2 separate regions of the Homo sapiens genome follow, and region 1 is linked to region 2. A link is an interaction called in ENCODE POLR2A ChIA-PET data of the cell type or tissue named here. Cell type or tissue: K562. All regions are shown on one strand. Links, peaks and the distances in the headings refer to the core of each region. The heading gives the core; the rest is flanking DNA. Region 1 overlaps MAST3 (microtubule associated serine/threonine kinase 3). Region 2 has its middle 14 kb from the start of CIST1.

The links. ChIA-PET counts read pairs that join two places held together with the same protein. Peaks named below come from ENCODE experiments on the same cell type or tissue, not always from the same donor. Only the 100,000 strongest peaks of a DNase experiment are listed, where the experiment ranks them.
Region 1: POLR2A ChIA-PET joins it to region 2 with 5 read pairs; 4 of 35 experiments call an interaction of 5 or more read pairs at or near these places.

What each region holds. Positions count from the first base shown.
Region 1 is chr19:18,125,871-18,139,922 of GRCh38, forward strand. It overlaps MAST3 (microtubule associated serine/threonine kinase 3), which reads left to right. Exons shown (of 28, transcript NM_001393504.1): 12 at 2,530-2,588; 13 at 2,996-3,081; 14 at 4,624-4,832; 15 at 6,039-6,177; 16 at 8,709-8,841; 17 at 8,947-9,112; 18 at 9,870-9,971; 19 at 11,369-11,491; 20 at 13,145-13,254. LOC124904650 (a long non-coding RNA gene) reads right to left here. Exons shown (of 3, transcript XR_007067153.1): 3 at 13,219-13,280. Among named protein-coding and RNA genes, the nearest start is that of PIK3R2, 20 kb to the right of the region's middle. In K562, for the core only: no CTCF peak of the experiment used is centred there; no DNase peak of the experiment used is centred there.
Region 2 is chr19:18,234,352-18,248,983 of GRCh38, forward strand. It overlaps a transcript of PDE4C not described here. Among named protein-coding and RNA genes, the nearest start is that of CIST1, 14 kb to the right of the region's middle. RefSeq lists an enhancer at 13,990-14,632. In K562, for the core only: no CTCF peak of the experiment used is centred there; a DNase peak (open chromatin) is centred at 5,179; H3K27me3 peaks cover 2,398 bases.

The DNA of each region.
Region 1 (14,052 bases), core at 6,801-11,800, 100 kb before region 2:
CCAATATGCAGAAACTCCATCTCTACTAAAAACAAATATTAGCCGGGTGTGGTGGCATGTGCCTGTAGATCCCAGCTACTTGGGAGGCTGAGGCAGGAGAATCGCTTGAACTCAGGAGGCAGAGGTTGCAGTGAGCCGAGATCACGCCACTGTGCTCTAGCCTGGGTGAAAGAGTGAGCCTACATTTCAAAAAAAAAAAGATGTAGCTGGGTGTAGTAGTGCGCGCCTGTAGTCCCAGCTACTCAGGAGGCTAAGGTGGGAAGATCGCTTGAGCTTGGCAGGTTGAGACTGCAGTGAGCTATGATCACACCACTGTCCTCCAGCCTGGGTGACAAAGCCAGACCCTGTCTCAAAAAGAGAAAAAAAAAAATTTCCACAAATAGCCAGGATAAGAGGAACTGAAAGCTGGAGCATTGAACTTGGACCTAGCCTGGTCCAGCAGTAGCCAGGGGGAGGCTCTGGGAGGAGGCAGTGTTCAAACTGAGGCCTGGAGGGCAGGAGGTGACCAGGTTGCAGATCCAAAGGAAAGAGTGAAACAGGCAGCATAGGCATAGACCCTAAGGTTGGACCATACCTGGAGTGGGACTGACCTGCCACTGTCCCCATTGAAAGCTGGGGAGGCCCGGCATGGTAGCTCACACTTGTAATCCCAGCACTGTGGGAGGCCAAGGCAGGAGGATCACTTGAAGCCAGGAGTTTGAGACCAGCTTGGGCAACATACTGAGATCTCGTCTCTATTAAAAAAACAATTAGCCAGGCATGATCGCACATGCCTATAGTCCTAGCTACTTGCGGGGCTGAAGTGGGAAGACTGCTTGAGCCCAGGGGTTTGAGGCTGCAGTGAGCTATGGTCGCACAACTGCACTCCAGCCTGGGTGACATAGCAAGACCCCATCTCTACAAAAAGTAATTTTTTTTTTTCTTTTTTGAGACAGAGTCTCGCTCTCTCGCCCAGGCTGGAGTGCAGTGGCACGATCTTGGCTCACTGCAAGCTCCGCCTCCTGGGTTCACGCCATTCTCCTGCCTCAGCCTCCCGAGTAGCTGGGACTACAGGCGCCCGCCACCACGCCCGGCTAATTTTTTGTATTTTTAGTAGAGGCGGGGTTTCACTGTGTTAGCCAGGATGGTCTCGATCTCCTGACCTCATGATCCGCCCGCCTCTGCCTCCCAAAGTGCTGGGATTACAGGCGTGAGCCACCGCGCCTGGCCTACAAAAAGTATTTTTAAAAATTAGCCAGGCGTGGCGGTGAATGCCTGTAGTCCCACCTACTTGAGAGGCTGAGGTGGGAGGATTGCTTGAGTTTAGGAGACTGAAGCTGCAGTGAGCCATGATGGCACCACTGCACTCCAGCCTGGGTGACAGAGCAAGAGCCTGTCTCTGAAATAATCATACTTGGCCGGGTGCGGTGGCTCACGCCTGTAATCCCAGCACTTTGGGAGGCCAAGGCGGGCAGATCACCTGAGGTCAGGAGTTTGAGACGAGCCTGGCCAACATGGTGAAACCCTGTCTCTACTAAAAATACAAAAATTAGGCTGGGCGTAGTGGCTTATACCTGTAATCCCAGCACTTTGGGAGGCCGAGGCAGGCGGATTACCTGAGGTCAGGAGTTCAAGACCAGCCTGGCCAATGTGGTGAAACCCCATCTCTACTAAAAATACAAAAGTTAGCCAGGTGTGGTGGCAGGCGCCTGTAATCCCAGCCACTCGGGAGGCTGAGGCAGGAGAATCTCTTCAACTCAGGTGGTGGAGGTTGCAGTGAGCCAAGATCTCGCCACTGCACTCCAGCCTGGGCGACAGAGTGAGACTGCGTCTCAAAAAATAAAAATACAAATACAAAAATTAGCTGGGCATGGTGGCACACGCCTGTAATCCCGTCTACTTGGGAGGCTGAGACAGGAGAAGCACTTGAACCCAAGAGGTGGAGGTTGCAGTGAGCTGAGATCACACCACTGCACTCCAGCCTGGGTGACAGAGCGAGACTCCATGTCAAATAAATAAATTAAATAATCATACTAATAAAAAATAAAGCTGAGGAAACTGAGGCTCCAGGCAGATAAGGCTGAGCAGGGAATCAAACCCAGGTGTACCTAAGGCCAGATCACATGTGGTCTGTGGCTGGACCATGTTTGCCAGGCATTCGCTAGGGGCTGCCCCTCTGCCAAGGCCTGGGGCAAGAACATATTGGACCCTCCACCTGGGCTGCACCCTGAGCTGAGGAAGATGTTAGGAGCTGACACCCAGGGGGCCTGTGTCTCATCCCGTCTTCACAGGCTCAAGGCTCAGAGCCTAAGTTTGATCATGACTGAGCACTTCAGAGCCAGGGCAGCCCACTGGCCCTTCTAGAAGGTTCCTAAGTCATTGCTTCATCCAGCCTCCCGGATGTGGCTTCATGACAGTGTCATGAGAGCTGGTCAGGGGAGGCACTGCATCCCCAGCCTGGGGTGAGAACTCTAGAGGCCTCAGGAAATTGCTGGGTGATGCAGGGTGAGGCAGGGAGGCTCCAGCTGAGCCTCCTCCCTCATCTTGCAGAGATGGTGCCACTGAGTCACCTCGAAGAAGAACAGCCCCCAGCACCTGAGTCCCCAGAGGTGAGTAGCAGAGGCTGGGGGACCCCCGCTCATCTTGTTCTTTCCAGAGTGGACCAGGCACCCGCAGAAAGGGCTGGGTTTGCCGAGGTCTTGCATGTAGCTTAATTAGCATCGGTGACTTTGGAGGCAAGGTGACGGCACGTGGGACTGCCCTGCCTTGGAAGTCGGGTGGGGGCAGTGCTGGAGGGGCACTGGACAGGTGAGTTTTGCAGGACGTGTAAGAATTTCCCAGGAGGAGGGCACAGCTGTGAGCAAAAAAGTACAGAAAGTCAGAAGCTGAGTTGGAGAAGTTTGGACAGGGGAGGAGGTAGCATCGGGCACCAGGACCAGTGGTTTGGGCTTGGGGGCAGGAGAAGCCTTCCCAGCTCTGCAGCGGGGCAGGACCCTAAGCCCTTCCCATCCCCTAGAGCCGCGCCCTGGTCGGCCAGTCACGGAGGAAGCCATGCGAAAGCGACTTTGAGACCATCAAACTCATTAGCAACGGAGCCTATGGGTGAGTCCCTGAGTCCTGCATAGACCCATTTCACAGATGCCTGAGGGGATGGTTGAGGCCCAGGCAGCTCCTGCATCCCCCTCCTACCCCAGCAGGGCTCACACATTCATCCTTGAATGGGCAGAGAAGGCACCTGAGGACTGGAGGGGGAAGTGGAGACACGCCATAGCGAGGTTACAGCCTCATGTGTGCTCTGTCCACGAGCCAGGCCTTTACCTGCCCCAGGTGTAGGGCGTTCTAGGGGCTTGGGGGCTGATCAAGGAAATAGATGCCCACCCAGTGGGAGTAGCACGCAGTGAGCTTTATTTAGGTGCTGCTTTGAATGGCAGGCTTGCATACAAGGGAAGTCCCTCATAGCATAAGCCTTTTGGAGGCTGAGGTTCCAGGAGTCACCATCAAGAGGGAGAGGCCGGCAAGGGAACTCCCCGGGCAGAGGGGGATCAGAGAGGGGGCTTACATGTCTAGGTGATGTTGTTCAACAGCATGGGCACTCAATCTCTGGGTCAGAGACTCCCTGCAGGGTGGTAGCAGCTTAGGGTCTTGAAATCCACAAAGTTCATCTTATCCATGGCTCAGAGATGGTGCAGTTTCACGAGTCTGCAAAGCAGACAGGCTCTCAGTGGCTAAAATTTTGCTTACTTGGTCTGTGTGTAAAACAAACGGATGTGTAAAACTTTGAGTTTGGTGCTAGCGGTCTTTTAAAAGAGCTAGACCAGGTGCGGAGGCACTTTGGGAGGCCAAGGTAGGAGGATCGCTTGAGGCCAGGAGTTCGAGACCAGCCTGGGCAACATGGCAAAACTCCATCAATACTAAAAATAGAATAATTAACTGGGCGTAATGGCACATGCCTGTAATTCCAGCTACTTGGGAGGCTGAAGTTGGAGGATCACCTGAACCCAGGAGGCAGAGGTTGCAGTGAGCCGAGATCACCCCACTGCACTCCAGCCTGGGTGACACAGTGAGACCATCTCAAAAAAAAAAAAAAAGGAAAGAAAGAAAGAAAGAAATACACAAGCAGCCAGGTGCAGTGGCTCTCGCCTATAATCCCAGCACTTTGGGAGCCCGAAGTGGGAGGGTCACTTGAGGCCAGGAGTTTGAGACTAGCCTCCACAACATAGCGAGACCCCATCTCTACAAAAAATTTAAACATTAGCCAGGTTCTGTTGTGGGAGGATCATTTGAGCCGGGGGGGTGGTAAAGACTATAGTGAGCCGTGATCTCATGACTGTGCTCCAGCCTGGGCAACAGAGTGAGGCGCTATCTCAAAAAACATAAGATAAAATAAAAATAAAAGAAACATACAACCTAGAGGCCAATATACAAGGGCCATGTGCAGCCCATTTATATGGCCCCCAGCCATGGTGGCTTAAACCCAAAGGTGGCTGCTCTGGGAGGGGGAACAGGTAAGGAGAATGGGTGGCCCAGGTGGAGGGCACAGCACAGGCAAAGGCCAGGCAGGTTGGGATCTGGGCTCAAGTTGAGCTGTAGTGCCTGCTGGGGCCTCGATCTCCGGTCCCAGCAAGCCTGGCCCTCTGTCCCCAGGGCCGTCTACCTGGTGCGGCACCGTGACACACGGCAGCGCTTTGCCATCAAGAAGATCAACAAACAGAACTTGATCCTGCGTAACCAGATCCAGCAGGTCTTTGTGGAGCGTGACATTCTCACCTTTGCCGAGAACCCCTTTGTGGTCAGCATGTTCTGCTCCTTTGAGACCCGGCGCCACCTATGTATGGTCATGGAATACGTGGAAGGTACGCTCACTGGGGCTTGCATGCCTCCAGCGATGGGGAGCTCACCCCTCCACGCCTGGGAGAAAATTTTTAGACCAAGTTGAGGTCTGTTCTGTCCTCCATGAGGTCTCACCCTGCTTTGGGGAACCCTCAGGAACCCCAGTCTGGGGTAGGGAGCCCAGCCATGGGGGTTTAGGGCTGGAGGAGCCCAGACAGGAGTGTGTGAGGATGGGACCCTGGAGGCAAGAGGAGGGTGGCCATCCTAGGTGGGGGGAACTGATGGGCAGAGGCCTGGAGACCAGAAGTGAAGGCAGGGAGATGTATGGTTCAGGCAGGTAAAGTACTATTACCAAAGTACTGCCAGGCGAGAGAGCGAACATGCACTTAGGAGACACCAGCTGTATACAGCACTAATTGCTGCCCTGTCGGGGAGAATCAGAAGGCAGGGTCTCAGCTTGGCGCGCTGGCTCACGCCTGTAGTCCCAGCACTTTGGGAGGCCGAAGTGGGCTGATCGCTTGAGGTCAGGACTTCGAGACCAGCCTAAGCAACATGGCGAAACCCCCATTCACGCCTATAGTCCCAGCTACTCGGGAGGCTGAAGCAGGAGATTCGCTTGAACTCTAGAGGCGGAGCTTGCAGTGAGCCGAGACTGCGCCACTGCACTCTAGCCTGGGCAACAGAGCGGGCAACAGAGTGAGACTCTGTCTCAAAAAAATAAATAAAAATTTAAAAAATAGGCCAGGCGCGGTGGCCAACGCCTGTAATCTCAGCACTTTGGGAGGCCAAGGCTGGTGGATCACGAGGTCAAGAGATCGAGACCATCCTGACCAACATAGTGAAGCCCCATCTCTACTAAGAATACAAAAATTAGCTGGGTGTGGTGGTGTGCGCCTGTAATCCCAGCTACTCTGGAGGCTGGGGCAGGAGACTCGCTTGAACCCGGGAGGCGGAGGTTGCAGTGAGCCGAGATCGCGCCACTGCACTCCAGCCTGGCGACAGAGCGAGACTCTCTCTCAAAAAGAAGAAAAAATTAAAAAATTAAAAATAAATGAAGGTAGGGTCCGCCCCTTCCCTCTCCCCCGACCCTCCCCGCTGAGATAGAACAAACTGGGGACCTTTTGCAGGAGGTAAAGCGAGGAGGATGCATAGGCATTGGGCATAACCTAAGGGGCGGGCGGGGGGCGGGGGTGCCCCGGGCCTCATGACTACATCCGCCCTTCTCCCAGGCGGCGACTGCGCCACGCTCCTGAAGAACATGGGCCCGCTGCCCGTGGACATGGCCCGCCTGTACTTCGCCGAGACGGTGTTGGCGCTGGAGTACCTGCATAACTATGGCATCGTGCACCGTGACCTCAAACCAGACAAGTGAGCTGAGCTAGCATGAGCGGGGCCTCGCGGAGGGCGGGGCCAGAGAGGATCAGGGGCGGGGCCAAAGAGGATCAGGGCAGAGCCTCTGAGGTGCATCCCGGGACCCTTCAGGAGCCCCATCTGTCTGAGCTCTGTTGGTACCTCCTGACAGGAAGGCAGGGAATGAGCGCATGGTGAACATCTTGTGTGTACAGAGGAGAGGAGAGCAGACACTTAATAGGCGTCTGCTGTATGCAGGGGAAGGCCGGTGCACTTATGGAGGTGCTGCCAATCCAGGGGAGAGGATGTGCACTTAGGATGCACACACTGTATACAGGAGAAGGGGCTGCGCACCCAGAGCTGCTGCTGCACAAGGGGAGAGAACATGCACTTATAAGACACCAACTACACACACAGAACAGGATTATGCAATTTGCGAGACCTTACATGTAAAGACAGTGACCGTGCATGTCTTGAGCACCTGCTGTATATTAGTGCAGGAAAGCAAGGAAGAGAACGTGTTTACTGAGAGCCTTAGGATGTTTATTTTATTCTGGTAGGTGGTAAGCACCTACTGCATGCCAGACCCTCTGTGGGCAACTGGGAGACACAGGGCCACCTGCTTTGAAACCCCTGTATTATTTTCTCCTCTGCATTTATTGAGCGCCTGCTGTGTGCAGGGAAAAAGGAATGCCTGTTTGTCAGGTGTCCTCGAGATACGAGGCAAGAACTGACATTTCTCACATACATGTGTGGAGATGTGAACATGAGTGTTAAGAGCCTTGCATGTAGGCCAGGCTTGGTGGCTCACACCTGTAATCCCAGCACTTTGGGAGGCCAAGGCGGGCGGATCACCTGAGGTCAGGAGTTCAAGCCCAGCCTGGCCAACATAGTGAAACCTTGTCTCTACTAAAAATACAAAAATCAGCTGGGAGTGGTAGCGCGCACTTGTAGTCCCAGCTACTCAGGAGGCTGAGGCAGGAGAATCTCTTGAACCCGGCGGAGGTTGCAATGAGCCAAGATCGTGCCACTGCACCCAAGCCTGGGCGACAGAGCGAGACTCCATCTTAAAAAAAAAAAAAAGCGCCTCGCATGTTTTCAGGGCATTTTGCAGTTGGCAAGTGGCTTAGAAAACAGACATGTATGTGGCACCTGCTGTATACTTGGGCCTGTGCTCGATGCTCTAAGGAACTCAGAAGCATGAATAACTCCTTACACACTAACGTTGGGTTTCTATATCACATTTTCTTGGTTGGCATGTACTTGTTAGGCACCAGGTGTATACAAAATAGGCAGAAGAACAGTTATTAGGCAATGACTGTGTACCTGGCCCAGAACACTTTATCTTTATTTATTTATTTATTTTTTGAGACAGGGACAGTCTTTGTCGCCCGGGCTGGAGTACAGTGGCGCAGTCTTGGCTCACTGCAACCTCCGCCTACCGGGTTCAAGCAATATTCCTGCCTCAGCTTCCCGAGTAGCTGGGATTACAGGCATGCGCCACCACTACGCCCAGCTAATTTTTTTTTTTTTTTTTTTTTTTGAGACGGGGTCTCACTCTGTCGCCAGGCTGGAGTGCAGTGGTGCGATCTCGGCTCACTGCAACCTCAGAGTCCCTGGTTCAAGCGATTCTCCTGCCTCAGCCTTCCAATTAGCTGGGATTACAGGCATGCGCCACCACGCCCAGATAATTTTTGTATTTTTAGTAGAGACGGGGTTTCACCATGTTGGTCAGGCTGGTTTTGAACTCCCGACCTCAGGTGATCTGCCGGCTTCGGCCTCCCAAAGTGCTGGGATTACAGTTGTGAGCCACTGCGCCCGGCAAATGAACTCATTTTTAAAACTCTCACGCAAGTACAGTATATACTGCTGTTTAGGTTTTCCTATGGACTTAAATATATAAATGTTTTGCTACATCATAGTGTCTTATGCACCAGCTGTATGAAGTCGCATTTCCGTGCACCTTCTGGGTGCATCTGCCACTTAAAAATACATTCCAGAGAATTCACTGTGTATAACCATCATTTAATGAACTATGTAGTCAGTACCTCCTGTTTGCTCCAGCTCTGTAAAGAAACAATTCTGTGCCGGCACTTTGGGAGGCCGAGGCAGGTGAACTACCTGAGATCAGGAGTTCAAGACCAGCCTGACCAACACGGCAAAACCCCGTCTCTACTAAAAGTACACTAAAAAAATATATATATATATACACACACACACATATACGCACACACAGTAGAGACCAGGCATGCTGGCTCACACCTGTCATGCCAGCACTTTCAAAGGTGGGAGGATTGCTTGAGGCCAGCAATTCAAGACCAGCCTGGGCAACATAGCAAGACCTTATGTCTACAAAAAAAACCTTAGCTGGGTGTGGTGGTGTGCACCTGTAGTTCCAGCTACTTGGGAGGCTGAGCAGGAGGATCGCTAGGGCCCAGGAGTTGGAGGCAGAGCTCTGCCCATCTCAGGCGGAGCCAAGGTCTAGGGCAGAAGGGGAGGCCAGGCACCCCAGCCCCCCAGCTCTGAGCACACTCCTAACCTGCCCACAGTCTGCTCATCACCTCGCTTGGCCACATCAAGCTCACGGACTTCGGCCTGTCCAAGATCGGCCTCATGAGCATGGCCACCAACCTCTATGAGGGCCACATCGAGAAGGACGCCCGAGAGTTCATCGACAAGCAGGTGGGCGGGCAGGTGGGTGGGCAGCCCCGGGATGCCTCCTCCTCTCTCCTGGGACCTCTCTTGGGCTGGGGGCTGGCCTCAGTTTCCCCGTTCTCCCTGGCCCAGGTGTGTGGGACGCCGGAGTACATAGCCCCCGAGGTGATCTTCCGCCAGGGCTATGGGAAGCCAGTGGACTGGTGGGCCATGGGCGTCGTCCTCTATGAGTTTCTGGTGGGCTGCGTGCCTTTCTTTGGAGATACCCCCGAGGAACTCTTCGGTCAGGTGGTCAGCGGTGCGTTTCCTCCACGGGCCTGGGTTTGAGCTGCAGCCCCACCAGAGCTCTGGGCAGCGGTCCTCCACCCGCATGTCAGGGAGAGAAGCAGGAAGAGGGGAGGGAGTTGGATGCCAGGTGGGGAGGCGGTGGGGTGCTGAGTGAGGCGGGTGGCTGGATTAATTATAGGGTCACAGAGGCTTCACTGAAGTGACTTGTGAGGCTGGGCACAGTGGCAAACACCTGTAATTCCAGCACTTTGGGAGGCTGAGGCGGGAGGATCATATAAGGTCAGGAGTTTAAGACCAGCCTGGACAACATGGTGAAACCCCATCTCTACTAAAAATACAAAAATTAGCCGAGCATGGTGGCGGGCACCTGTAATCCCAGCTACTTGGGAGGCTGAGGCAAGAGAATCACTTGAACCCAGGAGGCAGAGGTTGCAGTGAGCTGAGATTGTGCCACTGCACTCCAGCCTGGGTGACAGAGCGAGACTCCATCTCAAAAAATAAAAAAAAGAAGTGACATGTGAGCAGAGACCTGCAAGAACCTGAGAATGAGAGAAAGCCATAGAGACAGAAAAGAGAAAGGTGGCTCTGAGCATAGGGCACAGCTGTGGCAAAGGCTGTCAGTGGGTACCAAGCCTGCCACGTTGCAGGGGCAGAGGAGGCCAGTGGCTTGGAGTACAGTGAAGTGAGGGGAAATGGTGGATGGTACTAGAAAGGGGTACCCTGCCTTCTCCCTCCCTCCCTCATTTTACCTCCCTCCCTCATTTTAGATGAGATCATGTGGCCAGAGGGAGATGAGGCCCTTCCAGCAGACGCCCAGGACCTCATCACCAGGTTGCTCCGGCAGAGCCCGCTGGACCGTCTGGGCACTGGTATGTAGTGTGGGGGAGAACCCAGGTGGGTGGCTCCTTCAGGCCCTGGGACCCAGGGAATGGAGGGATAGCGCCCGGGGTAGACAAGAGTTCTACTTGGGAAGCTGCATGGAGGAGGGGGTTTGCAGCTAGGGTTTTGAAGGATGCACAGGAGTTCTCCAGGAACTATCACAAGACCTTGGAAAGAATAGAAAGTAGCTGGGTCTGGTGCCCATATGGAGCACTGAGCCTGAATAAGTGTGTGAGGCTGTAAAGTCACCAGGACCTGTGTCAAAGGCCCAGCCCAGAAGATCCCACTGTCCCAGTTTTCCCAGCCACCTGGTTAATCATTAAGGGACCGTTTGAGACTCATGCAGCCACCCATCACGTGGCCACTATGGCTCCTGTTCATGACTGAGGCTTTGCTATGGGAGACGGTTGGGTCCAAGGTCGGGGATCATCACCTGCTCTGTGGAGCAGAAGTGGGAGAAGCCCGGGAAGGAGGCCCTCGTAAGGCTCTGGGCTTTCTCTAGGCGGTGTGGTCCCAGATGGCAGCAGAGAGAAGGGCAGAATCTTTGGAACCTGGGCAGCCTGGGTGCTTTTTTATTTTTTTGAGATTAGATCTCACTCTGTCACTCAGGCTGGAGTGGAGTTGCACAATCTTGGCTCACTGCAACCTCCGCCTCCCAGGCTCAAGCGATCCTCCCACCTCAGCCTCCCGAGTAGCCGGAACCACAGGCATGTGCCATCATGCCCGGCTAATTTTTATACTTTTGGTAGAGACGAAATTGAGACGAAATTTCACCATGTTGCCCAGGCTGGTCTCAAACTCCTGACCTCAAGTGATCTGCCCGCCTCAGCCTCCCAAAGTGCTGGCATTACAGGCATGAGCCACCATGCCTGGCTGCTGGCCTGGGTTTGAATCCTGGCTTCGTCCCTCTCCAGGCTCCTAAATGACAGCGGATTTTTGTTCCCATTTTTCTGGTTCTTTGTTGTTGTTGTTGTTGTTGTTTTTTGAGACAGAGTCTTGCTTTGTTGCCCAGGTTGGAGTGCAGTGGTGCTATCTCAGCTCACTGCTGCAATCTCCACCTCCCAGGTTCGAGCGATTCTCTTGCCTCAGCCTCCCGAGTAGCTGGGAATACAGGCACCAGCCACCACACCCGGCTAATTTTTGTGTTTTTAGAAGAGATGGGGTTTTGCCATGCTGGCCAGACTGGTCTCGAACTCCTGACCTCAGGTGATCCTCCCTTCTTGGCCTCCCAAAGTGCTGGGATTACAGGTGTGAGCCACTGCGCCCGGCCCATTTTTCTGGTTCTGTGTTGTCCCTACTATGTGTCCAGCATGGGCAGTGGGGGTAGGGGGGCATCCTGTGGCGGGTGAGGTGAGGACCTGCAGGGCTCAGCGGGGCATATCTGCAGGTGGCACCCACGAAGTGAAGCAGCACCCCTTTTTCCTGGCCCTGGACTGGGCAGGGCTTCTCCGACACAAAGCCGAGTTCGTGCCCCAGCTCGAAGCTGAGGATGATACCAGCTACTTTGACAGTAAGGAGGGATCCCCCTGGAGGGGGGGCGGGGGGTGCTCTGCCATCCCTCAGTCCCTGGGGGCAGAGGGCTGTGTGCCAGGCATTCCACCCGAGCTTGGCACCTCACCTTAGGCCTGGAGCTTCCGACTTCCTGAGCCTTCCAAGAATCTAGGGCGTGTGTCGGCCGCCCCCTGGCTGGATTTCCTGTGTGTCTGGGCTCAGGAGGCCACAGCATCCCTCAGGCTTCAGAAGGAGAAACCAAGGCACCAAGTGTGGCAGACCCTTGTCTGGGGTTCCCCAGCAAGTTGGGCCTCCTGGGTGTCCGTCCCTGACCAGGCATGGGGCCCCATCTGTTACCCAGGAGGGTAGGGCGCCTAGTGCAGCTTTTTTGGAGGCGTCCCTGCAGGGGCACTGTAGGTGAGCTCTGAGGAATGACTCTCTCTCTCCCCACTTGGGGTTCCTGCCCTTCAGTGTCCAGCACCTCCTTCAGAACTTGCTTCATGTCAGAGGTCTTCTCTGAGCTTCTGTTTCCTCTTCTGTAAAATGAGGAACATCCTTTATGTTGGAGATGCACAATTTTGGCCAGGCGCAGTGGCTCAAGCCTTTAATCCCAGAACTTTGGGAGGCTGAGGTGGGCAGATCACCTGAGGTCAGGAGTTCGAGACCAGGCTGCCTGACCAACATGGAGAAACCCCATCTCTACTAAAAATACAAAAAATTAGGCAGGCATGGTGGTACATGCCTGTAATCCCAGCTATTTGGGAGGCTGAGGCACGAGAATTGCTTGAACCCAGGAGGTGGAGGTTGCAGTGAGCTGAGATGGCACTATTGCACTCCAGCTTGCGCAACAAGAGCAAAACTGCCTGAAAAAAAAAAAAAAAAAAAAAGATGCGCAATTTTACCTAATTCTGTGTGACCCATTTCAAGGAATCACTGAAGCTCAGAAATAGGAATTCCCGCCCCTGGTCCCACAACCTGTTTTTTTTTTTTTTGAGACGGAGTCTCACTCTGTCGCCCAGGCTGGAGTGCAGTGGCGCGATCTCGGCTTACTGGAACTTCTACCTCCCGGTTTCAAGCAATTATCTGCCTCAGCCTCCCGAGTAGTCGGGATTACAGGTGCCTGCCACCATGCTTGGCTAATTGGTCCCACAACTTTTTAATTATTTATTTTTTGAGATGGAGTCTTGCTCTGTCACCCAGGCTGGAGTGCAGTGGTGCGATTTCGACTCACCACAACCTCTGCCTCCCGGGTTCAAGCGATTCTCCTGCCTCAGCCTCCCAAGTAGCTGGGATTACAGGCGCTTACCACTACTGCCCAGCTAATATTTGTATTTGTAGTAGAGATGGGGTTTCACCATGTTGGCCAGGCTGGTCTCAAACTCCTGACCTCAAGTGAGCCACCCACCTTGGCCTCTCAAAGTGCTGGGATTACAGGCGTGAGCCACCGCACCCGGCCCCACAACTTTTTAGGGACACAGCTGGTGTTGATCCCCAGATATCTGCTCTGCCGCCCAAGCCTCCCGTGGTCCTTAAACACACCAGGCACTGTCCCACCTCAGAGCCTTTGCCCTGGCAGTGACCCTATCCTGAGATGCCCTCCCCGTATTGCCACACCGCCCTTGAGATCATCTCTGGGCATCAGGCGTGCTGCATGTGCCTCTCCCTCCCACAGCACGTTCGGAACGTTACCGCCATCTGGGCTCCGAGGACGACGAGACCAATGATGAAGAATCGTCCACAGAGATCCCCCAGTTCTCCTCCTGCTCCCACCGGTTCAGCAAGGTGGGCCCGGGTCCCGAGGGGAGCCACTGCTCAGAAAACATTGCATGATGTCTGTTTGCTTTCGTATCTGTTTTTTGATTTTGCTTTGTTTTGTTCTGTAGAGATGAGGTCTTGCTATGCTGCCCAGGCTGGTCTCCAACTCCTGAACTCAAGTGATCCTCCCACCTCAGCCTCCCAAAGTGCTAGGAATTGTATTGGTTTTTTGTTTTGTTTTGTTTGAGATGGAGTCTCGCTCTGTTGCCCAGGCTGGAGTGCAATGGCGCAGTCTCGGCTCACCGCAACCTCTGCCTTCCAGGTTCAAGCGATTCTCCTGCCTCAGCCTGCCGAGTAGCTGGGATTACAGGCGCATGCCGTCACGCCCAGCTAATTTTTGTATTTTTAATAGAGATGGGGTTTCACCATGTTGGCCAGGCTGGTCTCAAACTCCTGACCTCAGGCTATCCTCCTGCCTCAGCCTCCCAAAGTGCTGGGATTACAGGCATGAGCCACCACACCTGGTCAAATTTTTTTGTATTTTCAGTAGAGATGGTGTTTCACCATGTTGGCCAGGCTGGTCTCAAACTCTTGACCTCATGATCTGCCCGCCTCGGCCTCCTAAAGCGCTGGGATTACAGGCATGAGCCATCGCACCCGGCCTTGTATTTTTTTATTTTGTTTTGTTGTTTTAATTTGCTTTTGTTTTAGCCATTTTTTTTTTTTCTTTTTTTTTTTTTGAGACAGAGTCTCGCTCTTTTGCCCAGGCTGGAGTGCAGTGGCGTGATCTCTGCTCACTGCAAGCTCCGCCTCCCGGGTTCACGC
Region 2 (14,632 bases), core at 2,510-7,509:
ACAGCCACGATTCCTGCCCTCAAACCCCAGGCCTGCCCCTCCCTCCCAGTTCTGGAAACTCAAGTCTCCACCCACCAGGCGTCTTAGTCTCAGGGGTAATTTCCTGGGAAGTGCAAGGATGGGTAAGAACATTTTCCATCATGGTTAACTGAAGTAGGCATGAACAGCAGCAGGGCTGGGCGGGTGAGTGTGGTGCAGAAAGAGGTGAGATTTTGTACTCCCAGGGTCATGACTTGGTGGAGGCCTCCTGTGGGCTCTGGGCTTGGGCAGGGAGGCATTTAAGGCCATTAGGGTGCCTCTTGCTGCATCAGATTTGAGAAGAGCCCCGATGTTTTTGGAAGTCTCAGAAGCACTCAACAAGGTCTTTCCCATGGAGACCATCTCCCAGTGACCCCAGCCATGTCCCCAGGTTGGAGAAAAGGAAAACATTTGGGCCAGGATGTCAGACAGACTGAATTCAAGCCCCAGTACCATCATGTCTTGCTGTGTGACGCATGACAAATGACTCCCTCTCTGTTCTATGCTTGGGTGGTTCAGTCCCTGTTCTCCACCCCCCCACCACTCCCAAGAACTGACTGTGGGAGACAACTTGGCTCAATGGTGAGGGACATGGTCACTGGCTGGCTCTGTCACTTCCCCTCCCAAAGTCTTTTTTTAAAATATTCTGGAAAAGAGGAATAATAATGGTGTCTCCAACTCTTGGCATCATTGCAAGGACTAAAAGTGATGCCAGATGTAAAGGGTCTGAGACCAGGAGCTGTGCATACCAGTGCCCCCTCTCCCCAGCTCCTGCTAGCATCCACCAACAACTGGTGTGTCTAGTTTGTTTGTTTGTTTGAGACGGAGTCTCACTGTGTTACCCAGGCTGGAGTGTAATGGTGCGATCTTGGCTCACTGCGACCTCTGCCTCCCAGGTTCAAGTGATTATCCTGCCTCAGTCTCCCAAGTAGCTGGGATTACAAGCACCCGCCACCACACCCAGCTAATTTTTGTATTTTTAGTAGAGACGCAGTTTCACCATGTTGTCCAGGCTGGACTCGATCTCCTGACCTCAGGTGATCCACCCGTCTTGGCCTCCAAAAGTGCTGGGATTACAGGCGTGAGCCACCATGCCCAGCCCTGGTGTTGTGTCTACTTTGTAAATGTCATCCAAAGCTCCTCACTTCTCTCCAGCCCATGGCTCCCACCCTGGTCCAAGCACCAGTATCTCCTGCCCAGACACTGCCCAAGCCTCCTTCCTAGTCTCCTTGGTCTCCTTCCACTCCTATCCCTGACAGTCAGTGCTCCACAACAGCAACCACAGGGAATTTTTTAATGCCAATATTGACCAACTCTCTCTCCGGAAGACACACCTCTCACTCTCCAGGGCACCCCATGAGGTCTGGTGTGTGGTTTCAGCTCCTGCCTACTTCCCGGGGCTCCCCTCCCACCCTCCAGCCACACTGATCTGTTTTCAGCTCCTGACACACCTGATCCTCTTGAGTCTGAGGCTTTATACATTCTGTTCCTTCTGCTTGGAATGCCCTTCCCCGCACTCCCACTGGTTGACTTCTCTTCATCCCTCAGGCTAAGGATTTGTTTTACTGTTTTTTGTTTGTTTGTTTGTTTTGTTTTGTTTTTAGATGGAGTCGCCCAGGCTGGAGTGCAGTGGTGTGATCTCAGCTCACTGCAAGCTCTGCCTCCCGGGTTCACGCCATTCTCCTGCCTCAGCCTCCTGAGTAGCTGGGACTACAGGCACCCGCCACTACGCCTGGCTAATTTTTTTGTATTTTTAGTAGAGACGGAGTTTCACCATGTTAGCCAGGATGGTCTCGATCTCCTGACCTCGTGATCCACCCACCTTGGCCTCCCAAAGTGCTGGGATTACAGGAGTGAGCCACTGCACCCGGCCTGTTTTTATTTTTTTAAGATGGTGTCTTGCTCTGTCACCCAGGTTGGAGTGCAGTGGTGCAACCTCGGCTCACTGCAACCTCCACCTCCCAGGTTCAAACAATTCTGCTCCTGAGTAGCTGGGACTACAGGTGCACCCCACAACTAATTTTTGTATTTTTACTAGAGACAGGGTTTCACCATGTTGACCAGGCTGGTCTCGAACTCCCGATCTCAAGTGATGGACCGGCCTCAGCCTCCCAAAGTGCTGGGATTACAGGCATCAGCCACCACAACCAGGCCCTCAGGTTAAGTTTAAATGCCACTTCTTCCAGGTAGTCCTCCCTGAGCCCCCTCGATGTGAGGTCAGGAGCCTCCTCTGGGCTCCTCTGTTCTTCTCCATCACAGCATGATTACTTTGTCCTGTCTCTGCCTGGTATGATCTGTCTCCACCATCAGCCTGTGGGCACCTCCTTGTGCATGGCTGTGTGCCCACTGTGTGCCAAGTACAGGGCCTGGCACACAGTGGGTGCTAACTTAATAAATGCTTTCTGGATAAGGTCAAGAAGGGTTCAGATGGACGAACTGCTCTTCCTCTCCTGGGGCCGGCCCCTTTAATCCCCATCAGCCTTCTCACCTATCTGGGACCACGCTGTCTTTTCTCTGTCCCTTAAGCCTCAATGGTGAACACCACATGGGTACTGGGCTCGACCTCTCCAGGCAACACAAGGCGGCTCGGCAGCGATGGCAGCAATGGGGTACCCGAGAAGCCTCTCCGGATGATACCACCACCAAGGGGGCTCACAGGGGCCAAGCCAGAATCCACCAACTCCCAGAACCACTGGAAGAAACCAGAAAGACATGAGCAAGTTCTTGGTCATGGGACCTCTCTAGGACCCTGAAGTGCCCTCACCCAGACACCTGGACTGGCCCAGAGAGCTGTATCTCAGTCCTACTCTCCTGAGTGAATTTACCTCTCTGAGCCTCAGTTTCCTCATCTGTGAAGTAGGGATCTCAAACGTGGGGGGATATAAATAGTGCCTGGTCCAGGCCAGGCGCTGTGGCTCGTGCCTGTAATCCCAGCACTTTGGGAGGCCAAGGCGGGAGGATCACCTGAGGTCGGGAGTTTGAGACCAGCCTGACCAACATGGAGAAACCCCACCTCTACTAAAAATACAACATTAGCCAGGCGTGGTGGTGCATGCCTGTAATTCCAGCTACTCGGGAGGCTGAAGCAGAAGAATCGCTTGAACCTGGGAGGCGGAGGTTGCAGTGAGCCGAGATTATGCCATTGCACTCCAGCCTGGGCAACAAGAGTGAAATTCCATCTCAAAAATAAAAAATATAAATAAATAAATAGTGCCTGGTCCAGCCAGGCCCAGTGGCTCACGCCTGTAATCCCAGCACTTTGGGAGGCTGAGGCAGGCGGATCACGAGGTCAGGAGATCAATACCATCCTGGCTAACATGGTGAGACCCTGTCTCGACTAAAAATACAAAAAAATTAGCCGGGCGTGGTGGCGGGCGCCTGTAGTCCCAACTACTCAAGAGGCTGAGGCAGGAGAATAGTGTGAACCCGGGAGGTGGAGCTTGCAGTGAGCTGAGATCGGGCCACTGCACTCCAGCCTGAGTGACAGAGCGAGACTCCATCTCAAAAAAAAAAAAAAAAAAAAAGTGCCTGGTCCACAGTACACATTGCAGAAATATTTATTTATTAACTAATAATAGCATGCTCAGTAGGGCACGGTGGCTCATGCCCATAATCCCAACACTTTGAAAGGGTGGTTTGACCCCAGGAGTTCTAGACCAGCCTGAGTAAAATAGTGAGACACTAGCTCTACAAAAAATAAACAAAATTAGCCAGGCATCGTGGTGTATGCCTGTAACCCCAGCTACTCAGGAGGCTGAGGTGGGAGGACTGCTTCAGCCCAGAAGGTCAAGGCTGTAGTGAGCCAAGATCATGCCACTGTACTTTAGCTTGGGTGACAGAGTGAGACCCCCTGTATCTCTCTCTCTCTCTTTTTTTTTTTTTTCGAGATGGAGTCTCGCTCTTTCAACCACATCGGAGTGCAGTGGCACAATCTCGCCTTACTGCAACTTCCATCTCCCAGGTTCAAGTGATTCTCCTGCCTCAGCCTCCTGAGTAGCTGGGATTACAGGTGCCCACCACCACGCCTGGCTAATTTTTTGGTATTTTTAGTAGAGAGGGGTTTTCACCACGTTGGCCAGGCTGGTCTCGAACTCCTGACCTCAAGTGATCTGCCCACCTTGGCCTCCCAAAGTGTGGGAATTACAGGTGTGAGCCACTGCGCCCGGCCGAGACCCTGTCTCTAAAAATAAAAATAAATAAAACAGTATGTTTATTTTTATAACATATTATATGCTATATAATGCTATTTATTATAATGCTATGCACCATAGTGATATTCTATTGTATATTTTTTCTTACATTTGAGATTCCAATATATTATTTATTAAAATATAAAAGTAGGGCCCAGCACAATGGCTCATGCCTGTAATCCCAATACTTTGGGAGGCCAAGGCAGGTGGATCACAAGGTCAGGAATTCGACACCAGCCTGGCCAACATAGGGAAACCCCATCTCTACTAAAAATACGAAAATTAGCCAGGTGTGGTGGCACACGCCTGTAGTCCCAGCTACTCAGGAGGCTGAGGCAGGAGAATCACTTGAACCCGGGAGGCGGAGGCTGCAGTGAGTGGAGACCACACCACTGCACTCCAGCCTGGGTGACAGAGCAAGACCCTGTCTCAAAAAAAAAAAAAAAGTAAAACAATAAAACATGCAGTAAATAAGCAAATGAATAATAACGATAGTACTAATGGCTAACATTTTCTGCACAATCACCCTGTATAAATGCCGTTCCAATAGTACATGGATGGGCTCATGAAGGTATAATGAAGCCATTTAGCACCATTATTTCCATTTAACAAAGGAGGAAATGAAGGCTCAGAGGTTAAGTAACTAGAGCCCAAGGTTGCAATTCATAAATAAAAGCAATTCTGAGCTTCAGTGCCGAGTTCCTTGAAGGAAGGACTGAATGGGAGAAACTAAATGAGATGCTGTTTCCAAGCAGGCTCTGGGTAAATGCTGGATACATTTTAAGAACAGGCAGAATCAGTCTGAACGGATGCGTTGGGAGTGTGAGCTCTTCAGCGCAACAGATCTGGGTTCAATCCAGGCCACGTGGTCCAGGGCAAGCGGCCTCAGTTTGCCCATCTGGGAAATGGAGGCGAAAGGGGTACGGATCCCTCAGAGGTGTTGATGATAAAACAATGGGACCCACGTGCGCCAGACACAGGCTGTGTGCTGTCCGCGGTGCTGACCCCAGAATGGGGCACAAAACTGGAACTCACAGCTTTGGGGTAAGGCGATCAGTGAAGACAAATGTGGAGATGGGAGAGGTGGGGTTCAAAGAGATGGCCCAGTCTTCCCCTACTGTCCTCCTGAGCCTCACCAATGAGCCTATCTCCACCACCAGACTGAGCATTAAAACTGGGAAACTGGCCAGGCGCGGTGGCTCACGCCTGTAATCCCAGCACTTTGGGAGGCTGAGGCAGGCGGATCGCTTAGGGTCAGGAGTTTGAGACCAGCCTGACCAACATGGCAAAACCCTGTCTCTACTAAAAATACAAAAATTAGCCGAGCATGGCGCTTTGCACCTGTAATCCCAGCTACTTGGGACGCTGAGGAAGCAGAATTGCTTGAACCCAGGGGGTAGAGGTTGCAGTGGAAAGATCTGGGCAACAGATCTGGGCAACAGCACTCAGGCTGGAGTGCAATGGTGTGGTCTCTGCTCACTGCAACCTCTGCCTCCTGGGTTCAAGTGATTCTCCTGCCTCAGCCTCCCGAGTAGCTGGGACTACAGACACATAGTCCCCATCTCAAAAAATAAAAAAGTAAAAATAAAAATAAAAAAGCTGGGAAACTGCCAGGCATGGTGGCTCATGTCTGTAGTCCCAGCACTTTGGGAGGTTGAGGCCAAAAGTGAGTTCAAAACCAGCCTGGGCACCCCGTCGCTACAAAACATTTTATAAATTAGCCAGGTGTGGTGGTACATGTGCCTGTAGTTTCAGCTCCCAAGGAGGCTGAGGCAGGAGGATTGTTTGAGCCCAGGAGGTTGAGACTGCAGTGAGCTATGATTGTGCCACTGCTCTTCAGCCCGGCTTACAGAGGGAAACTCTGTCAAAAAAAAAAAAAAAAACGGGGCTGGGCACGGTGGCTCATGCCTATAATCCCAGCACTTTGGGAAGCCGAGGTGGATGGATCACAAGATCAAGAGATCGAGACCAGCCCGGCCAACATGCTGAAACCCCATCTGTACTGAAAATACAAAAAAGTTAGCTGTGCCTGGTGGTGCGCACCTGTAGTCCCAGCTACTCAGCAGGCTGAGGCAGGAGAATCGCTTGAACCTGGGAGGCAGAGGTTGCAGTGAGCCGAGATCATGCCACTGCACTCCAGCCTGGCAACAGAGCGAGACTACGTCTCAAAAAAAAATGGGGAAACTGAGGTCCAAGACCATGCTGCTAATCAGGACCAGAGCCAGGGCAAAGTGGGGTGGGAGGAAGAGGGTGCGGAGAACGGATGTGAGTTGAACTTGAACTTCTGTGTGTGTAAGGGATGCAACATAGCTCATTTCCTTGCCTATGAGTGGAGGGCCCTCTGACTCGTGTTGTGGAGGAAGACATCAAAGCTTGGAGAGAAAATGACCTGCTTGCTGGGAGTCACACAGCTGGGGGCTTGAGCCACGCTCAGATCTCATCCTTCTAGGACTGTTCCCCGCATTTGAGCACAACTTGTCCCCACCCTTTCCCAGGGGCACCTGAAATTTAAGGCAGAAATGCAAGTGCTCTACAAGAGGCCTCCCTCGGGAGAGTTCCTGGTAGCTGGGAGGGTGTGTCGGGAATGAAGAGGGTGGGGTGTGTGGGGACAGTTAGCATCTCCCAGATGGGAGGCCCCTGAGATGTCAGCTGCTCATTTTCTTTTTTCTTTTCTTTCTTTCTTTTTTCTTCTCTTGTTTTTTTTTTTTTTTTTTTTTTTTTTTTTGAGATGGAGTCTCGCTCTGTCGCCCAGGCTGGAGTGCAGTGGCGCGATCTCGGCTCACTGCAAGCTCCGCCTCCTAGTTTCACACCATTCTCCGGCCTCAGCTTCCCAAGTAGCCGGGATTACAGGCACCCGCCACCATGCCCGGCTAATTTTTTTGTATTTTTAGTAGAGACGGGGTCTCACCGTGTTAGCTGGGATGGTCTCGATCTCCTGACCTCATGATCTGCCCGCCTCGGCCTCCCAAAGTGCTGGGATTACAGGCGTGAGCCACCGCGCCCGGCCAAGACAGGGTCTTTCTCTGTCACCCAGGCTGGAGCGTGCAGTGGTGCAGTCTTAACTCACTGCAGCCTCGACCTCCTAAGCTCAAGGATCCTCCCACCACAGCCTCCCAGGTAGCTGAGACTACAGTCACACACCACAACTCCCAGCTAATTTTTGTATTTTTTGTAGAGACAGGATCTCACTATGCTGCCCAGGCTGGTCTTGAAATCCTGGGCTCAAGCGATCCACAAACCTCAGCCTCCCAAAGTGCTGGGATTCCAGGCTTGAGCCATGGCGCTGGGCTTGTCTGCCCATTTTCCTGCTGGGAAAACAAGGTTCCAGATGGGAGAACTCCCTGCACACATTCCTATTTGTTCACGTATTCATTGAACAAATGCAAAAAAATAATTCACCTCGTGTTAGGAAGAAAAGAAAACTGGACAAGGGTCTGGGAATGAGGGAGTGGATCACATTGCTGGGGTGAGTTAGGGAATTTTCTGAGGAGGTGGCTTTGAGCCGAGGCCTGAAAGAGGAGAAAGAGCTGGCCAGGAGAAAGATAGGGGAACAGCATACCAGGCAGAAGGAACAGCACCTGCGAAGGCCCGGAGGTGGCAACAAGTTGGTAGGTTTAAGAAATGGGAATTGGTAAGCCAGGCACTGTGGCTCACGCCTGTAATCCCAGCACTTTGGGAGGCCGAGGCAGGCAGATCACCTGAGGTCAGTAATTCAAGACCAGCCTGGCCAACATAGTGAAACCCTTGTCTCTATAAAAATACAAAAATTACCTGGGTGTGGTGTTGTGTGCCTGTAAGCCCAGCTACTCGGTAGGCTGAGGGAAGATAATTGTTTATGCCCGAGAGGCGGAGGCTGCAGTAAGCCGAGGTTGCACTGTTGCACTCTGGCCTGGGCAACAAAGGGAGACTCCATCTCAAAAAAAAAAAAAAAAAAAAAAAAAGCCAGGCACAGTGGCTCACACCTGTAATCCCAGCATTTTGGGAGGCTGAGGTGGGCAGATTGCCTGAGTTCAGGAGTTCAAGACCAACCTGGCCAGCATGGTGACACCCTGTCTCTACTAAAAATACAAAAAAAAATAGCCAGGCATGGTGGCATGGGGCAGTAATCCCAGCTACTTGGGAGGCTGACGTAAGGGAATTGCTTGAACCAGGGAGGTGGAGGTTTCAGTGAGCCAAGATCGCACCACTGCACTCTAGCCTGGGCCACAGAGCAAGACTTTCACCTCAAAAAAAAAAAAAAAAAAGGGAATTGGGAGCCAAGGGCCAGGGTGGAGGGAAGTTCATTGCTTCAGGGGCTGGGTGAGGACTTAGGATTTGATTCTGGGAGAATGTTGAGGTTTTGAGGAATGTGATCTACTTGGGGATCACAGGAAGCCTGCTGTGGCCAATTTGGAGAGCAGGGCCTATCCCTGGGGCAGAGGCTAGAGCAGTGGCCAGGTGATATGGACCAGAGCGGGGCCTGTGAGTGGATCTGAGATATGTTTTGGGGGCTGAAAGACAGGCCATAGCCACGGGGTGTGAGAAAGAGAAGATTCAAGGGTGACTGGTGACTTTTTTTTTCTTTCGAGACAGAGTTTCGCTCTTGTTGCCCAGGCTGTAGTGTAATGGCACAGTCTCACTGCAACCTGCAACCTCTGCCTCCCATTTTCAAGCAATTCTCCTGCCTCAGCCTCCCGAGTAGCTGGGATTACAGGTGCCCACCACCATGCCCAATTAATTGTATTTTTTAGTAGAGACAGGATTTCACCATGTTGGCCAGGCTGGTCTCGAACTCCTGACCTCACGGGATCCACCCACCTAGGCCTCCCAAATTGCTAAGATTACAGGCGTGAGCCACCACATCCGGTGGTGACTGGTGATTATTAAGCATGATTACTTGTTTTTCAGAAAGCCAGGAGTCACACAGTTACCTGGGGAATGGGGCTGCCATTACTTGCATGGGGAAAATTGGGGGAAGCACCAGGCTTTGGGTGGGTTCCAATTTCGCTGGAGCATCACATGAGTCCCAGATGGAGCCAGCAGAGGCAGCTGAATGTTTGGATCTGGAATTATGGGGGACCTGGCTCAACTGAAGGTGAAACAGACCTAACAGGTCTGGGGGCAGTTGCCAGCATCTGGCTGTTGGTCAGATGCGGGGGTGCTCCCAAGAGCCCTGATTCCTGGGACCCAGCCAGCTATCCCTCCCCCATCTGGAGTGGAATGGGGTAAGGATGGGGCTCCCAGGGACTAGGGATGGGGTATAGTGGGGTGTCCTCTGGTCTCAGCTGCAGCACACATCAACCTACCACTCCTGATTTTTTATCTTTTATTTTTGAGACAAAGTCTCACTCTGTTGCCCAGGCTGGAGTGCAGTGGTGCCATCTCGGCTCACTCCAACCTCCAACTCCCTGTTTCATGTGATTCTCCCACCTCAGCCTCCTGAGTAGCTGGGATTACAGGCGCCCACCACGATGCCAGGCTAATCTTTTTTTTTATTTTTTATTTTTTTATTTTTAGTAGAGACAGGGTTTCACCCTGTTGGCCAGGCTGGTCTCTAACTCCTGGCCTCAAGTAATCCACCCACCTCGGCCTAAAGTGCTAGGATTACAGGCATGAACTGCTGCACCTGGCCCTGCTACTCCTGATTAATTGCCCTCTTCATTAAGAAGCTGGGATGGGGATGGAGGGCCTGATGGGAGGCTCCTGGGTGGGGAAGGCCTTCGTAGGAGACCCTGAGCTACCTCCCCTTTTTGTTTTGTTTTGTTTTTTTTTTTGAGACGACGTCTCACTCTGTCACCCAGGCTGGAGTGCAGTGGCGCAGTCACAGCTCACTGCAGCCTCGGCCCCCTGGGATAAAGCAATCCTCCCACCTCAGCCTCCCAAAGTTCTGAGATTACAGGCGACCGCGACCACACCTAGCTGAGAGCTCCCTTTTGTTGTTGTTGGGTTTTGTTGTTGTTGTTGTTGTTGTTTGTTTTGGTTTGTTTTTTGAGACAGGGCCTTCCCTCTTGTCACCCAGGCTGGAGTGCAATGACGCGATCTTGGCTCACCGCAACCTCCGCCTCCTGGGTTCAAGCGATCCTTCTGCCTCAGCCTCCCGAGTAGCTGGGATTACAGTCATGCACCACCACACCCAGGTAATTTTGTATTGTTAGTAGAGACGGGGTTTCTCCATGTCGATCAGGCTGGTCTCAAACTCACAACCTCAGGTGATCCACCTGCCTTGGCCTCCCACACTGCTAGGATTACAGGCATGAGCCACAGTGACCAGCTTTTTTTTTTTCTTTTTCTTTCTTTCTTTTTTTATTTTCTGTTGAGATGGAGTCTCACTCCTTCACCCAGGCTGAAGTGCAGTGGCGCGATATTGTCTCACTGCAACCTCTGCCTCCCAGGTTCAGGTGATCTTCCTGCCTCAGCATGCCGAGTAGCTGGGACTGCAGGCGCGTGCCACCATGCACTGCTAATTTTTTGTATTTGTAGTAGAGACAGGGTTTCACCATGTTGGCCAGGATGGTCTCGATCTCTTGACCTCATGATCCGCCAGTTGTGGCCTCCCAAAGTGCTGGGATTACAAGCATGAGCCACTGTGCCTAGCCTGTTGTTGGTTTTTTGTTTGTTTGTTTGTTTGTTTGTTTGTTTGTTTGAGACAGAGTCGCACTCTGTTGCCCAGGCTGGAGTGCAGTGGCACAATCTCGGCTCACTGCAACCTCCACCTCCTGGGTTCAAGCAATTCTCCTGCCTCAGCCTCCCAGGTAGCTAGGATTACAGGTGCCTGTCACAACACCCAGCTTATTTTTTGTATTTTTAGTAGAGACAGGGTTTCTCCAGGTTGGCGAGGCTGGTCTCAAACTCCTGTCCTCAAGTGATCCACCTGCCTCAGCCTCCCAAAGTGCTGGGATTACATGTGTGAGCCACCGTGCCTGGCCTCTTTGCTGTTCCTTAAACCTGCCTCGGGGCCTTTGCATGTGCTGTGCCATCTGCCGGGGACACCCTTCCCCCGGCTGTTAAAATGGCCAGCTGCTTGTTTCCATCCATACTTCAGCTAAAATGTCAACTTCCCGGAGAAGGCCCTCCTGCCCAGCTCGAGCAGTCTCATGAGCACTCACCCAACCCCACATTTTCTCTTTTTTCTTGCCTTAACATCTGTCTCATGAGCCCTGTCATTTTGGGGCCTGTCACTGCAGTTCTGTGTCCTACACACTCAGCATGTGGCTTGGCACACAGCGGGTGCCCATGTGCAGGTGAAATGACTGATGCTGTGAGCTGAGTGTGGGAGAGGTCATCAGAAGGTCCTTTATTTATTTATTATTATCATTATTTTTTGAGACGGAGTCTCGCTCTGTTGTCCAGGCTGGAGTGCAGTGGCGCAATCTCAGCTCACTACAAACTTCACCTCCCAGGTTCAAACGATTCTACTGCCTCAGCCTCCCGAGTAGGTGGGATTACAGGCACCTGCCACCATGCCCAGCTAATTTTTTTTTTTTTTTTTTGAGACAGAGTCTTACTCTGTCATCCAGGCTGGAGTGCAGTGCAGTGGTGTGATCTTGGCTCACTGCAACCCCTGCCTTCCGGGTTCAAGCGATCCTCCTGCCTCAGCCTCCCAAGTAGCTGGGATTACAGGTGCCCGCCACCACACCAGGCTAATTTTTTTTTTTTTTTTTTTGAGATGGAGTCTCGCTCTGTCACCCAGCCTGGAGTGCAGTGGCATGATCACGGTTCACTGCAGCCTCGACCTCCCGTGCTCAAGCAGTCCTCCTACCTTAGCCTCCCAAGTAGCTGGGACTACAGGCGTACACCACCATGACTGGCTATTTTTTTTTTTTTAATAGAGATAGGGTCTTACTGTGTTACCCAGGATGGTCTTGAACTCCTCGGCTCAAGCGATCCACCTGCCTCGGCCTCCCAAAGCGCTGAGATTACAGGCGTGAGCCACCGCGCCCAGACTACCCTTTTCCTTTCCTCTTCCTGCAGATGGCTGGAGTGTGGATAAATAAACATTAAGGCATATGCAGCTACGCCTGCCCTAGGAGACCCGAGGCTCACCCTGAGCACCCTCATTCCACACAAAGTTAGCCCAGTTTTTTAACACACAAAAACGCTGAGTTCTGGCCAGGTATGGTGGTTCATGCCTGTAATCCCAGCACTTTGGGAGGCTGAGGCAGGTGGGTCACTTAAGATCAGGGGTTCAAGACCAGCCTGGCCAACATGGAGAAACCCGTCTCTACTAAAAATACAAAAATCAGCCGGGCGTCAAGGCTTGTGCCTGTAACTCCAGCTGCTCGGGAAGCTGAGGGAGGAGAATCACTTAAACCCGGGAAGCAGAGATGGCAGAGAGCAAAAATCACATCACTGCACTCCAGCCTGGGCGACAGAGTGAGACCCTGTCTAAAAAACAAAACAAAACAACAACAGAAACCACTGAGTCCTAGAGAGGTTACCAGCCACTCAGGTGATGGGCCTGGGATTTGAATCCAGCCCCCGCAGGGTTTTCCTCTTGGCTCAGTTTCCCAGAATGGGGGCACTGGCTGTGATCTGAAGTTGTGACCTCATGACCCACTGCTCAGGCCCGGGGGCAGCCAGGTCCCCTTTTCTTGGGTGAGTCAAAACCTTGTGTCCAGGCACAAGGGATCTCCTGCTCCCAAAAGCAGTGGCCACAGCCCTGGGCTGGACAGTTGGATCAGGTCCCCAATTCCCTGGTGGCCTCTCTGGGCCTCAGTGGGCCCCTGTGAGCTGGTCCCCGAGCAGCTCTAAGTGTTTCTTTTTTTTTTGGTGGTGGGGACAGAGTCTCACTCTGTCTCCCAGGCTGGAGTGCAGTGGCGTGATCTCAACTCACTGCAACCTCCGCCTCCCAGGTTCAAGCAATTCTCCTGCCTCAGCCTCCAAGTAGCTGGACTACAGGCATGAGCCACCATGCCCAGCTAAGTTTTTTGTGTGTCTAGTAGAGACGGGGTTTCTCCATGTTGGCCAGGTTGGTCTTGAACTCCTGACCTCAAGTGATCCGCCTGCTTCGCCCTCCCAAAGTGCTAGGATTGCAGGCGTGAGCCACCGCGCCTGGCCAGCTCTGGGTATTTCTCAGTAGAGGGTCTCTGGGATCTCCCCACCATGGCCTGGGCCACCCCCACCCCCTACTCACTTCACTCAGCAGGAAGGAGAGTGTTGTCCTGCTGTGCCTCATGCTGCTGGCATCTGTGGCCCTGCAGAAATGGTTCTGAGACCTCCAGACCACTGGGAGCCCAGGTACGGCCCTGTGGGACACCCCCTAGACAGAAGCTCACTCCCACACTCTCTGCACCCTCCCTTGAACCCCAAGGAACTAAATCAAGGTGGCATGGACCACACCACAGGCACCAGTGTGAGACACCCGCCCGGACCTTGCAGCGGTCCCCATCCAGGGACAGCAGCCAGGTGCCCAAAGCCCCTCCCCACACCTGTCCAGGTTCAGCAGCCTGGGTGGGGGCATCAGGACTGGCGAAACAAGGTCTCCTGGCCCCAGACACATGGGAGACCCATTCAGCTCCCAGAGTGGCTCTGATGGTTTCAGGGGGATTACGAGACCCCAGCACCTCTCCTGAGACGCCCCCAAGCTCAAGAATAAGCTTGCTCCAGGAGGCCCAGGCATGTCTGGCACTTACCACCACTGCGGAGTCCTGCCTGGGTCCCATGACCTGCTGGCTAGTGAGGGAAGGAGGGGAGAAAATGACCTGACCAAGAGGGAGGCCCAGGGCTCCCTCAACACCCACTCAGCGGAGCCCCTTAACTGTCTGGGCACCAGGCCAGGACATAATCCACACACTTTCCTTGGGTGAGGCTCCCAGTGGGTGGAGGGCAGAGTGTCCAAGAGGGCCTGAGGGGACGAGAGAGTGGCCAAGAGGGTGGCCGGGCATGGAGGGGGAGGGGCGGGGAGGGCAGAGGAAGGAGGGGGGAAGGAGGGAAGGGAGGCGTAGGAGTGAGGAGGCTGGGTGAGAGGTGTTAAGATTAATTGTTCATGTGTTTGCATATGATAGAGTGAGAGAGAGGGCGCGAAGGAAGATGGTGGTAGGGGACCAGCAGCTCTGGGAAGGGGGGGATTTTATCAACTCAGGGTCTAGGATATCTGCTTCCAAGCAGAGCCCATGGGGTGTGGCCTAAGGAGCTTGGGGGCTCCAGGAAAGTTGCCCGCTGTGCTGTGCCGCCCCGGGTAGATCAAAGACCCTCTCTGGTCATTGGCTGGGCGCGGTGGCTCACGCCTGTAATCCCAGCACTTTGGGAGGCGGAGGCGGGTGGATCACGAGATCAGGAGATCGAGACCATCCTGGCCAACATGGTGAAGCCCCATCTCTACTAAAAATACAAAAAAATTAGCTGAGTGTGGTGGCAGGTGCCTGTAATCCCAGCTACTTGGGAGGCTGAAGCAGGAGAATCGTTTGAACCCAGGAGGCAGAGGTTGCAGTGAGCTGAGATCGTGT